Linked DNA regions of Homo sapiens: region 1 is linked to region 2. The links are chromatin contacts, found by Hi-C or POLR2A ChIA-PET in ENCODE. All regions are on one chromosome and are shown on one strand. The core of a region is the stretch at or near the end of the contact, and the rest is flanking DNA. Distances in the headings are between cores, read along the strand shown. Region 1 overlaps ZBTB7C (zinc finger and BTB domain containing 7C). Region 2 overlaps ZBTB7C (zinc finger and BTB domain containing 7C).

Region 1 (6,328 bases), core at 1,331-3,830, 170 kb after region 2:
CCACCTCTTGGCTATTGTGAATAATGCTGCTATGAACATAGGTGTACAAGGATCTGTTTGAGTCTCTGCTTTCAATTCCTTCGGGTTTATATCTAGAAGTGGGATTGCTGGATCATATGGTCTCCAACCTTATTTTTAGCCATCTTGTTGCATATATGTGTTTATAAAACTCACAATGTCACTAGTCCTCTTTTGAAGTGGGTGAAACATAAAATGATAAAATACATTGATTAATGATAAATCTCCTCCAGGTTCTAGGTTAAAAAGACCAGTTCCAATAATCCTGCTCATGGAATCGTGGTCATCCTCATTATTCAATCTTGACATTAGCAGAACCTTAGAAGACACAGAAGCCAACGGTCCACTTGGGGTAGACTCCTCTCCATAGCATCCCCAGCTTGGTAGGCTTACTCCCAGTGTTGACCAAAAAAGCCAAACTCTGTGAAATATTCAAAAATATTTATTCTGAGCCAAATGGGAAGACACAGCCCATGACACAGCCTCAGGAGGTCCTGGGAACATGTGGCCAAGGTGGTTGGGTTACAGCTTGGTTTTATGTGTTTTAGCGAGTCATAAGACATCAATCAATATATGAGAGGTATACATTGGTTCAGTCCAGAAATGTGGGACAACTTGAAGCAGTGAATTACAAACCATTGGTGGATTCAAAGATTTTCTGATTGGCACTTGGTTGAAAGAGTTAAGTTATTATTTTAAAACCTGGAATCAATAGAAAGGAGTGTCTGGGTTAAGGTAAGGGGCTGTCAAGACTAAAGTTCTTGTTATGTAGATGAAGCCTCATAAATGGCCACCCTTAGAGGCAATAGATGGCAAGTGTTTCCCATTTAGACCTTTAAAAGGTGCTGGTCTCTCAGCTACTCTCTTCAGGATCAGAAAAAGACCTGGAAAGGGAAAGGGATTTTCTACAGAATGTAAATTTCCCCCACAGTAGACAGATTTTCAGGGCATATTTTCAGACTTTTTTGACATAATTCAAAATATGCTAAAGAAATATATTTTGGGGTAAAGTACTTTGATTTTCCTTCAGGGCCTGCTGTCATGTGATGCTATACTAAAGTCAGGTTGTTATCTTAATGGTACAAAAGAGTTTGTCTTGTCAGTCTTAACATCTCTGTTTTATTGTCAATGCTGGTCAGTCGTGCCTGAATTCCAAAAGGAGGAGAGTATAATAAGGCGTGTCCAACCCTCTCTTCCCTTCATGGCTTGAACTAGTTTTTCGGGTTTCTATGGAATCCCCTTGGCTGAGAGGAGGAGTCCATTCAGTCAGTGGGGGACTTAGAATTTTATTTTTGGTTTATACCAGCCATGGGGCACTCACTACCACAGCAGGCAGCTGATTTCATGGTGGGCAGCTTTTCTTGTTTTCAAGTTCTTTATTGTGCTGAAGAGAAATTTGTTTTCTCCAGCTCACCAGTAAGGAGGAAGAGCTGTGTGGACTTGCTGGGCATCAGAGAAGCCTGAGGGGGTAGAAAATGCAGTCTCTGGTCTCTGAGGCTCACAGTCTGGTGGAGAGAGTGCTGCAGACACATTGGAAGCAGTTGCATAACCTTGCAGAATCACGAGGCAAAATGGGCAGCGAGGGCAACCCAGTTGCTAGGAGTTGAGGGAAGAGAGATCTACATGGCTGGCTTCTGGGTGCTCACTCCCTGGGGGGCGAAGGTGGCATACACTGACGAGTCCCAAACCTGGGTCTCCGGGCCAGACACATCTCAAGCTCCTCGCCAATTTTCCAAGGCAAGTAGAAATCCTTTCCTGCTTCCTCCCCCTGACAACTTCTCATCAGAAGCCAGCAGTCATCCTAAAACCCCGCTCCGTCAGCCCACACTCTGTGCATCCTGAGCCCGCTCAGTCCATCTCCTGAGTGCCTGTGGATCCATCCCTCCTCTCCATCCTATGGCCCCCACAGCCACTAGACCCTCATCATTTGTTGTGGGTTGAACTGTGTCCACCCCGAATTCATGTGGTAAGGTCCTACCTTCAAGTACCTTATTTGGCAATAAGAACACTGCAGATGTAATTAATTAGGATGAGGTCATACCGGATGAGAGTAGGTCTCTAATCTAGCCTGACTGGTGTCCTTATAAAAAGGGGAGGTTTGGACACCAGCATGCGCAGGAAGGCCGTGTGATGGGAAGGCAGAGCTTGGGTGATGCAGCTGAAGCCAAGGAGTGCCACAGGCTGCCAGCAGCCCTCCAGAAGCTGGCAGAGGCCTGCAGCAGGTTCCCCTCACAGCTTCAGGAGGAACCAACCCTGCTGACAGCTTGATCTCAGACACCTGGCCTGCAGAGCCATGAGACAATCAATTCCTATGACCTCACCCACTCAACTCAGTATGTGTGATTTGCTACGGCAGCCTGAGCAAACGAAAACACCATTTCTCCCCAGCGTTCTTTGGTAGGCCTGAACTCTCTGCCTTCAAGCCCTCCTGTCCTTCCTGTCCCCAAGAAGCCCTCACGCAACCATCAGAAGCATTACTAAGACACAGATCTGACCCTGTCACTCCCAGGCTTAAAACCCGCGGAGGCCTCTCCTGCAGCGTAAGCACAGGGGATTTTGAAGTTGGCCAACTGGACGTAAGCCAGCCACCACCTGACCACTGAGGGCCTTTGAGTCCCCCTCCTTCTCCTCTCCTTCCTCTGCTCTACACACCCCTAGCCAGCCACCCTGAAGTCTTTGCAGTCTCCTGTGGGGCCTGCTGTCCCTCACTCACCTCTGGATCTCTGTGAAGATCTTCTTATCCACCTGAAAAGCCCCATTTCTTCCTGGAAGATGAAAGCCCCCAGAGAGCCACACTCCCCGTGTAATCCCATCCATCACGGCACTAACCCCACTGCCCCAACTCACAGGGCCCTATCACTAGGCCGTGTCTCATATCTTAAGGCCCCTGCCTCCCAGCCAGCCCTGTCTGGCCTGACTAGAGGGTGGTGGCCTTGGGTGGCCAGGGAACACTGGGTTGTCTGCTTGTGGCTCCTCTAAGAGCATCTGTTCATGGTAGTCCTTCTAGAATAGAGAACAATGTGCTCACAACATCACCGTCCCAGGGGGAGCCCTGGGATGAGCCACACGGCTACCAACTCAGTGTACCACAGTAGACAGACCACAGCAAAGGCCAAGGTGACACTGGGTCTCCTGCTGCCCTATTCAGGGAGACTGCCACACCACCACCATGGAAAAGGTCATGGAGCCCTACCTGCACCTGCAAGTCCAGGGTGCCTGGTTCAAAGTCAACACCGAACACCAGGGTTCCGGGGTGGCTCACTAGACCTGGCAGCGTCCACGTTCAGCTTCCCTTGTGGCCTTGGGTACATGTGGTAGTCTCCTGCCACCCTCACCCCAGGCCTGCACAGTCAGGGTGACAGCCCATTCCCCATAGTACCAGTGCTCTGCAGACAATGGTGCTGCAAAGGGCCGCTGAATCAAAAGGAATGTGACTGTGCCTCTGCTGGCTCGAGAGGCTGGTCACCCTGCTCTCTCCCAGGAGGTGCTGCCTCTGCCCCCAGGTATTCCCTCCTAGAATGAAAACTTCTCCAGGGCAGAAGACCTGGTACAGGGTGAGGCCAAAGGCAGGCCTTCTATACACACTTGTGCAAACAGTAAAGGCGTGCACACGCATGGGACAGCTTGGGGTTTGCCTGGTCCAGCCCTCTCTCTACATGGCACACACAGGGCCCTGCCTGGTAAGATGCTTGAAAGCAGGGGCCTGGTTTCAGTGGATCTGTGGTGGTGTTTGTTGATTTTTAAACCACAAGTACATTTTCCATTTATTTCCTTCAAACAGGTTGTTGTAGCCTCTGCATCCTGGACTCTGCTCTCCTTGGCCTAAGAACCTCCCTTTCATTCACCTCAAGCCTTCTGCACCACTGCCGACTATGGCTGACATCCACGCTCTGCATGTGGGGCTACCCACCTACAGGCCTGCCCTGCTACAGCTCCATCCACCACTAGCCCTCAGGGCTGCCTAGGCAGTAAGAGCCTACACTTGGAAGACAGCTATGCCGGGGCCAAGAGTGAAGGTCCCTCTCTCCCAGGCAGCTCTCAGCAAAAGGCATGTGGCAGAGACCCCCCTGGAGGCTCTCCCTAGAGCCCCTGCACACAGGACCCTCACCCCATTTGTATGTGTTCACCACAGCTTGTCTGCCAACCAGCCCCTTCTCCAACTTTATAATAACAGCAGCCCCCATCACAAGCCCCTTCCCATCTATCGTTCCATCTGACCCTCAGGCCTGGGACTGGACTGAGGAATGCTGGGTAAAGCCTCCTGTTTTCTCTGTCTTATAGATGCAGCAGCCAGAGCATGAGGGGGAGCCACCTGCCCATGGCAGCAGAAGTATATCGGACTCACTCCCGAGCTGCAGTGTCAATCCCTCCTCCCACACTGCATATGCTGCCGGCCCCTGCCCTCCCAGGCACTGCCCTGGGCTCTCCCTCCTAGCAAAATCTGGCCTCAGCTAGTTGGGTAAAATAACAATAATGATGACAACACTAACATCTGATGAGAACTGACTTCATGCAGGGCCTTGTTCTAAGCATCTGCACACATTAATTCATTTACTCCCTACTGTATCCCAATGAGGCAAGTACCATATCATTCCCACATTCCAGGTGGGGACACTGAGGTACACAGCTTAAGTGCCTTCCCAGGTCACACAGCCTGTAAATAGCGGGGAAAGGATTCAGGCCTAGGCAGCAGGTGGCAGAGTTCTATGCACAAAGCCACACTCAGGCATTGACAACCCACAGAGGCTTAGAGGGCTGCATTTCAACAAGGGGTAATGCCTTCATTTGCAAAAAGAGTCACATGGTGGCAAGGTGGGCAGGTGGCAGGAGGGAGGAAGAGAGATCTCTGAGCAAGGAGTCTTGCATGCTGCATCTCGCATCCTTGGCCAGAGGGGATCAGAGTGTTGGAGGAGTGGACTGAGTTGGTCAGGTAGATCCCTATTTGGGTAACTGGTGTCAGAGCAGAGAGTGGGATGGATGGAGAGGGATGGAGGCTGAGAGACAGGTTGGGAGGCAATTGCAACAGAACCAGACCAAAGCTGAGGCAGTGGATAAAGAGGAGGCCCCCATGTGTCCTGTTATGGCCCCTCCCAGAAGATGGCCTCACACTGGGGTGTTGGCCAACATTTGTCCCAAAGACTTCTGTCATCCGCAGATGTGGCACAGAGCCCACTAGCCTGCTCACCAGACCCATTCTCTGCTGCTGAGGGGCCTGGTGAACTCAACATCTGCTCTGGGACCAGAGATCCCAGGCCCCAAGTTCACACACTCAGAAACTTGAAGGTGCCAGCCCCAGTTCCCTCTGAAGGCAGAGCACAGTTCAGTTCACTCACAGTCCAGTTTGGCCCATAGTGCAGTTGAGATCCTATTCAAATCAGGCACAGACCCAGGATGGAGAGGGGATGAATGAGTGCAGCTCAGTCAAGCACCACTTTATTGGGGCTGCAGTGCCAGCGCTGGCACCTTGGATGGGAGCCTTGGAGCTCCTCAGAGATGCTGGGCTAAGGCTCAAACAGCAAGCAGGCCTTACTTTCCCCAACAGATGCCAGGGGAGTAAGGCTGCCTCTAGGGAACAAATACTTATTGAGCACCTAAGTGTCAGGCATGGTGCTGGGGGCAGGGATGTAACTTAGAATCAAACTTGCCAAGGCCACAGACCATGGAGCTCAAATTTTCTCCTACACGTGGGCCTGACATGCCAAGTGCCCAGAATAGCAATATTTAGCTTTTACAGACAGTCCAGGATTGAAACAGATAAGCAGGGTCTCTGCCCAACCCTGTGAGAAATCAATAAATCAACCCACAGGTGGCAATAAAGACGGTTAAAACTTCTTACATGCCAAGTACTTTGTAAGTGCTTTACATATGTCAACTCACTCTACAATAGAAAGAGTCCAAGGAAGCAAATATCATAAACTCCACTGTTCAGCAGCAAAAACGGAGGCACAGAGGGGTCAAGTCACTCTCCCTTGCACACTCCCTACTGTCCTAGTCTCCTCTACATTGTCCCCAGACTTGCCTATATAGTATCCCTCTATACTCTCTCCCTCTGTACTGTCCTAGACTCCTCTATACTGTTCTTAGTCTCCCTCTATACTGTCCTAGTTTCCTCTATACTGTCCTGGTCTCCCTCTATGCTGTCCTAGTCTCCTCTATACTGTCCCAGTCTCCTCTATACTGCCCTTGTCTCCTCTATACTGTCCCAGTCTCCTCTATACTATCCCAGTCTCCTCTATACTGCCCTTGTCTCCTCTATACTGTCCTATTCTCCTCTATATTGTCCTAGTCTCCCTCTATACTATCCTTGTCT
Region 2 (6,078 bases), core at 3,138-5,637:
CCGACGACAGCAGCCCTGGCTGACATCTTGATTGCAACCTCATGAAAGACACTGAACCAGGACTGCTCAGTTGAGCATCTCCTAAATTCCTGATCCACAGAAACTATGAGGCAATAAATGTTTATTCTCACTTTAAGCCACTACATTTTTGTGTTGTTATGCAGTAATAGATAATAATCCAGTGACATCATTTCACAGACACTATAGATTTGTGATATTTATCATAATTTTCTGGCAGATGGCAGTTAAATGTCTCACCTTAACAAAATCCGTGTATTACAACAATGTTTTGATAGATGGAAGCAAATGTATTGAGGAAGTGACACCTTTTTCTAATTCTCACAAAGCCACCCTGTAGGTAGCAGGGTCCTGACCCTCAAAGGGGTCTTCCCATCTGAAAAGACTGTGTGTAAATGAAACGACCCTTCCACTGTTAAGTAAAAAGCCAAAGTCAGTAAAACCCCAGGAAATTAGTTCTCTATGGAGAGCCAAGTTTTCTTGCTTGCTAAGGGCTTATTCCTTTAGAGATGAAAATGTTTTAAAATGCTTTTCAGGGAAAATTCCCACCATTCCTTAAACTTTACTCTGCCTTTTAAAATAGAAGAGCTGGAACCCGTTAGTCCACGTGTTGGTGATCAGCGTCCCACTGTGATAACCATCCGAGCACTCTGAGAAATGGCGTGTGGTTGTCCTGTGCTAAGTGTGGATCTTCTGTGCTTTGAGAGCAATGTCTACTTGCGACTCACAATCAGGAAACCACAGCTGTGTGACTTTGGGAGGCCCTTCCACTTCTCTGGACTTCTGTCTCATCATGTGATAGGATGGTTACGAGAAATCTGATAACATCATGACCATGAGGAGCCAGAAGCGCAAAGTGGATCTGACGATGGGGACAGAACCCACCCTGTGACCCTGGACTTGAAGGCTGGTTTTCCCAGCAGTGACTTCTCACTGCGCCTTGGTTTGTGGCCTTTGTTCCATTCCTGGAGAAACAGATGTAACCATGGTAGCTCAAGGCTGTTTTTCCAGGCAGGAGACTAACCTCAGTGGCAGGGATTGGGAGGGGTGAGCTGCGGTCAGGAGGTGAGGGCTGCCACTTGCTGTTTCATTGTCTTTTTGGGAAGAAGTGTCCCCACCCTGCATGCTGGGAGCTTCCCTGGTGACCCTAAGATTCCCATGCCCTGGTGGGCCAGTAGACAGCAGTGTCCCAAAGGGGATGTCATGCTCCTGCCCCCATGCCTTCCATCCCTTTGCCTCCCATCTTCTAAGCTAAGGCAGTTCTGTCTCCAAGAATAACATGCACAAGGAAAAAAATTCCACACACACACACACACAGACACACATGAGAAACAAAACAAAACACTCAACAGCTAGAAGAGGCTTGATGTGAAGTATGAACCTTTGGTAGGAAGGAGCTAGAAAAAAAATAGAGATGAAAATAAAGGAGAAAGATGGGAAGAGGAGATGAGGAGCTCAGAAATGGAAGAAAGAGGTTAAAGAAGAATGCAGGCGGGTTGAAACCTTCTTAGATGTGGCCACTATTCCAGAGGACATCCCCTGGGCCTCTGCCTTCAGTGGAAGGTTCTAGAACCCGGGTAAGTCCAAGCAACCCTGTCTGAAAAAATGGCACTTCCCTCTCTGGGCCTCAGTTTGTTCAACTGTAAAATGAGAGCATCTGTCCTCTCAGAGAGAGACTGTGCTCCCCTCTCTCCCTACCAAGGGGCCAGCAAGCTAGTGAGCTTTTGCAATAATAGCTACCATTTATTGAATGCCACTTGTCACGTCAGTCATCACACCTCTAATCCTTTCTCAAGCAACACAACTCTGAAAGATATAGATTTTTATCAGCACCTCCAATTTACAGATAATAAAACAGGTATGGAGAGGGCAGGTAGCTTGCCCATTGCCACCCAGCCAGCCAATGTCTGAGCCAGGATTTGAACCCAGCTGCGTTTGATGCCAAAGCTCATATTTGTTCCCCTTCACCATGCTGCCCCCTGGGAAGTCCAATTCAAGGGCAGGGGGATTTGGACCCTTCCCCTGGGAGGCTGACTCTTAGTCTAGGGGTTTAATCAGAGCCAGCCTGGAAAGATGAGCAGAGGGGGCTGAGACCCAAGCTTGCCAGGTGACTAAGGAGTATGGAGTGCAAATGAGTGGTATGGGCAGAAAGGTACCGATCCCTGTGGGCTGGGGGTCAGGGAAGGCTTCTAGGAACAGGGGCCTTGTCTGAGCTGTGAAGAGTAGAAAGCATTTTGTTGGGCAGAGGGGGCAGGAAGAACATGCTCTACATCATTTGAATCCGGAATGGATCTGGAGAGCTTTAAATCCCTTCTGAAAATAGGCTTAACCTGGATTCCCCAAGTGGGATCAAACAAATTGTCCTCAGCTGGTGCTGACACTGTGCCTGGAGTTGACTGAGGAGGTTGAGGGTGAGGTCCCCGCTCTCAGATAGCCTGGGCTGACATCTTCGCTTCACCACCCCATGACCTGTGGGACTTGGTAATTACCCTCCTTGAGCTGGGTTTCCTCATCTGTACAATGAGGATGAGTTGCCATGAGGATCAAATGAGGTAATGCACACAAATTGCCTCCTGATATGTAGTCAGTGCTCAACCAATGCTAGCAATTGTGAAGTCCAGGAAGGATGCAGACATCTTATGGGTGTTTTTGCAGGGATGGGGCCATAACAGAAACCAATTTGCCTTCTGCACAGTTTTGCAGAGATCTACGCTATTGAAGACACTCCCTGAGAAGGGTCCTTACAGGCTCCCAGGGCTCTCCCCTGGCATCTGTTCGGAGCATCACCATCTTCTAAGGTTTTTTCATACCTCCTTGTCTCAGGTACTTCTAACCCAAAGAGCTTGGCAAGGCTGGTACAAATTTTACGTCCATTTTACAGATGAGAAAATTAGGCACAGAACGAAGCCCATGCCCCAGGCCACATGGCAAATCAGTGTCAGAGCTAGAATTAGAACTAGGATGTTTTAACCCATTTATGCCTAGTGTTCCATTATTGGAACACTAAGCTTGTGGGAGTTATTTATAGCCTACTGCTCAAGGTCATCGCCAAAGTCTGATTTTTCACAAAAAGATTCTCAACCTCTTGCATAAATAGGTTAATGCCCAAGCCTGTGTCCCCTCTGTTAGACCACAGTGCCCCCAACTAGGTGCAAGCCTGCCTGGCTAGTAAAGGACTCGTGTTCTAGTCTTAGTTTTACTAGGAACATGAAGTGCTGGTGTAGGCAAATTATATACTTCTGCTGCCTCAGTTTCCTTATCTAGGAAATGGGGAAGTAATTGCATGGATCTCGCCGAGTGGTATGTGAGTGGAATGAGTCAGCCTGAGGTTCCAGGCACACTTGGGTTATTTGGAAGTCCCATTCCCCCAGTGAGATCACCTGCTTCAAGGCAGGGTCTATTTCTTGTATTTCTGCATTACTCCCAGGATGCCAGCAAGTAGGAACATGGTAGACACTGTATGAATGAGATTGGTTCAAATAAACAAAGGGGATAGCTTTGAAATCACAAAAGGCAGTGGGATGGCCCCAGCCCTCTGCCGTGGGATACCTGACATTTGAACAGAGCCCTATCATTCATAAGGTGCTTATATTAATTCATTTCATTCTTCTGCTGGTATTATGATCCCTGTTATGGTAATCAGAGAGGCTAAGTGACCTGCTCCAAGTCACGCAGCTAGAAAACAGCAGGGTGGGAACTGGATTTCTGCTTGAGTCCCATTGCTTTCCTGCCCTTCAAGAATAGAACTGTTGGTGCAATTCTATTGCTATGATCCACAAGTCTGGTGCCTCCCTGAATCCTGCTCAGCTCAGCAAATCTGGGCTCAGGATGGTGGTTCCATCTGCCAAATCCCCAGGGCAAGCTGGCCCCAGCCAGCCGACTCCCACTATCCCGGAAGCTGTCCCCACCCAGTCTCCAGCCTCCACCTCCTCCCATGCCCAGGCCTGGAGCTTCACAGCCACCTGGTGGAATTAGTGGCTGAGGTGGGGGTGGGAGGTGTGCTGCATGGGGTGAGAAGGGATGTGGATTTCCTCTCCAGATGTGGGAATGAGGTTGGGCAGCGGCTACCTGCGTTCTTTGAGCAGGTCTTTACTCGTGGTCTGTAGGCACTGAAATCCACAAAGGGGTGGTGGGTTAGGGCAGGATAAAGGGTGGGAGACCTGGCCCAAGCAGCTGGCCAGCCCTAGATCTCTGCTGGGCACACCCACCCAGCCCTTGGCAGTTTCCCCAAGCAAGGTGGTCACACCCCTTGGCCCTGGAATGCCCCTGGGCCTTGGCTGCCCCAGAGGCTGGAACCAGACATGTGGGCTGGGAGGCTGGGCAGGGCTACTTCAACTTTTAGCCTGTGCCCTGCCCGCCACGAGCACCCCAGGCAGAGCGCCCACACTGGGTAAAGCCGGCCCCACCTGCTCTGCCACCCTGCCAGGACACGCCTAGAGCCCGCAGTCCCCAGCTGAGCCTGGCCCACTCAGCCCCTCAGGGTTTCTGTGCGATTTGCTCTGAGCTTTCTTCCTCTGCTAAGGGCAATGGCCATCCAGGTGTTCCCTTACAGCTGGAATGCAGGCCCTTCCCACCTCACACAATTGTGCACCCCCTCCTCTTTCCCTGCAATGTCCAGCCCCCTTGACAAGACAAGCAAGGGCCCAGAAGAGGCCAGACCCAGGAAGCAGGCACCCCTGGGTTCTCATCCCAGTCACAGACAGATTTTCTCTGCCCCTACATCTAAGGTCTGAGTTTTTTTTCTGCAACCAGTCACTCAAGTCTCTGCTTCATGGTTCTCTGCTGAAACCCCCTGGGTTAACAATGCCACATGCCTGTTGAGCTTTACTTTCAGGAAAGCTTGTTCACAGGCATTTTTCTTCATGTTTTCCTAGGATCCCTGTGTACATAAGGAATTATTTTGCCTATTTTGCCAACGAGAAACCTAAGCTCCTGCTGGTGAATTGATTTGCCCAAGGTCACAGAACTGTGTAAGTGACAGAGGTCCCAAACCTCCTGCTGGTCACCTAGGCTCTGCCCCCTGTATGAGGCTGTATCCCCTGTTGACCTCCAGCCCCAACATCATCGCCACCTCTTCAACCCTTTCTCCATCTCCTCTACACCAGCATTGGTTTGATTTTATCAGAACAAGGTCTAAGATCCCCATAGAGGTTTAGAGTAGGGCAAAAGCCAGGGTGCGCTTCTCTAGGCTGGACTTGAAGGGTACCGAAGAGCGTAGCCCAAGGGATGGGCAGATGGGTGAGGAAGAATGAGGGGAAGCCTCACACCTGGGCTTTGGGGATAGAAATGGGTGTGGGATTCAGGCTGAGGGTACATGAGTGTCAGAGCTGCTCAGTCACACCTAGAGGACCCCCTTCGTCTATGTAGAGGCTGCCTGAGGCCTCTGGGGCAATCTGAAGTGGATGTGCCAGGACCACTGCCCTCATCCCCTCATCCAAGGGGTGGCTTGGAGCCTTTTACCTTTCAAAGCACTTTGACCTCTTTGGTGGCAGGCCAGGCGGAATTATGCCTATTTGACAGATGAGGAAACTAAAGTGAAGGTGAGGCTAAGGTCACAAAGTGATGGGATGAGAGTGGGGGCGCTCGCATCTTCCCTGAGGCCATTGCTTTTGCTAATGCACCATGCAGGGGACTTGCAAGAAAGACAGAAAAAGTGGGTTCCCTACGGGGCTGCCTGGCCTCAGTCACAAAGTGAGGGCTCGTTTCAGTTTGCTAGGGTGCAACTGCAGGGTCAAGAGCTGGCGGGACACACCAATGGAGAGGAGTGCCACCGCAGATGGCTGGCACCCTGGCCGGGTTGGCCATGGAAGTCTGCGGCAGGCAAATCAAATGGTGCCCCTTCAAGCTGTTGTTCTTTAATTATTTTTTCATCCTTTATTTTCTAGGGGGCAGTGGGGGGAGACTTGTTTTCTTTTAAGAAAAGTTGCACACCTCTTTCATGTTCAAAATAAAGGATTTACTACTTGTGTTTATTACAGGCGATTTCCTGAGCCAGAAAACTTCTTGGGAGGCTTATTAAACCTTATTAAACCACTGAAAATTTAGATAATAAAATAAATC

The links. A loop is a pair of places that touch in the nucleus more often than their neighbours do. ChIA-PET counts read pairs that join two places held with the same protein, here RNA polymerase II (POLR2A). Pooled maps may share reads with other maps.
Region 1: a map of mammary epithelial cell shows a loop between it and region 2 (2.2-fold over the local background). The contact joins two enhancer-like sites. A Hi-C loop is called at or near these places in 13 of 168 maps with a recorded cell type or tissue (Calu3, PC-3, PC-9 and 6 more) and 8 of 50 pooled maps. POLR2A ChIA-PET finds 5 or more read pairs at or near these places in 3 of 52 experiments (H1, OCI-LY7 and SK-N-SH).

The regions. Positions count from the first base shown.
Region 1 is chr18:48,214,856-48,221,183 of GRCh38, forward strand. All of the region lies in intron 2 of ZBTB7C (zinc finger and BTB domain containing 7C), which reads right to left. Among named protein-coding and RNA genes, the nearest start is that of ZBTB7C-AS2, 34 kb to the right of the region's middle. Within about 2 kb of position 2,581, at least 6 of the 41 ENCODE cell types and tissues checked have a DNase peak (open chromatin) inside an H3K27ac peak, as active enhancers do; they include thyroid gland, where a contact is called at or near this core.
Region 2 is chr18:48,046,021-48,052,098 of GRCh38, forward strand. The region is part of intron 3 of ZBTB7C (zinc finger and BTB domain containing 7C); the gene reads right to left. Among named protein-coding and RNA genes, the nearest start is that of ZBTB7C-AS1, 110 kb to the right of the region's middle. Within about 2 kb of position 4,388, at least 2 of the 41 ENCODE cell types and tissues checked have a DNase peak (open chromatin) inside an H3K27ac peak, as active enhancers do; they include thyroid gland, where a contact is called at or near this core.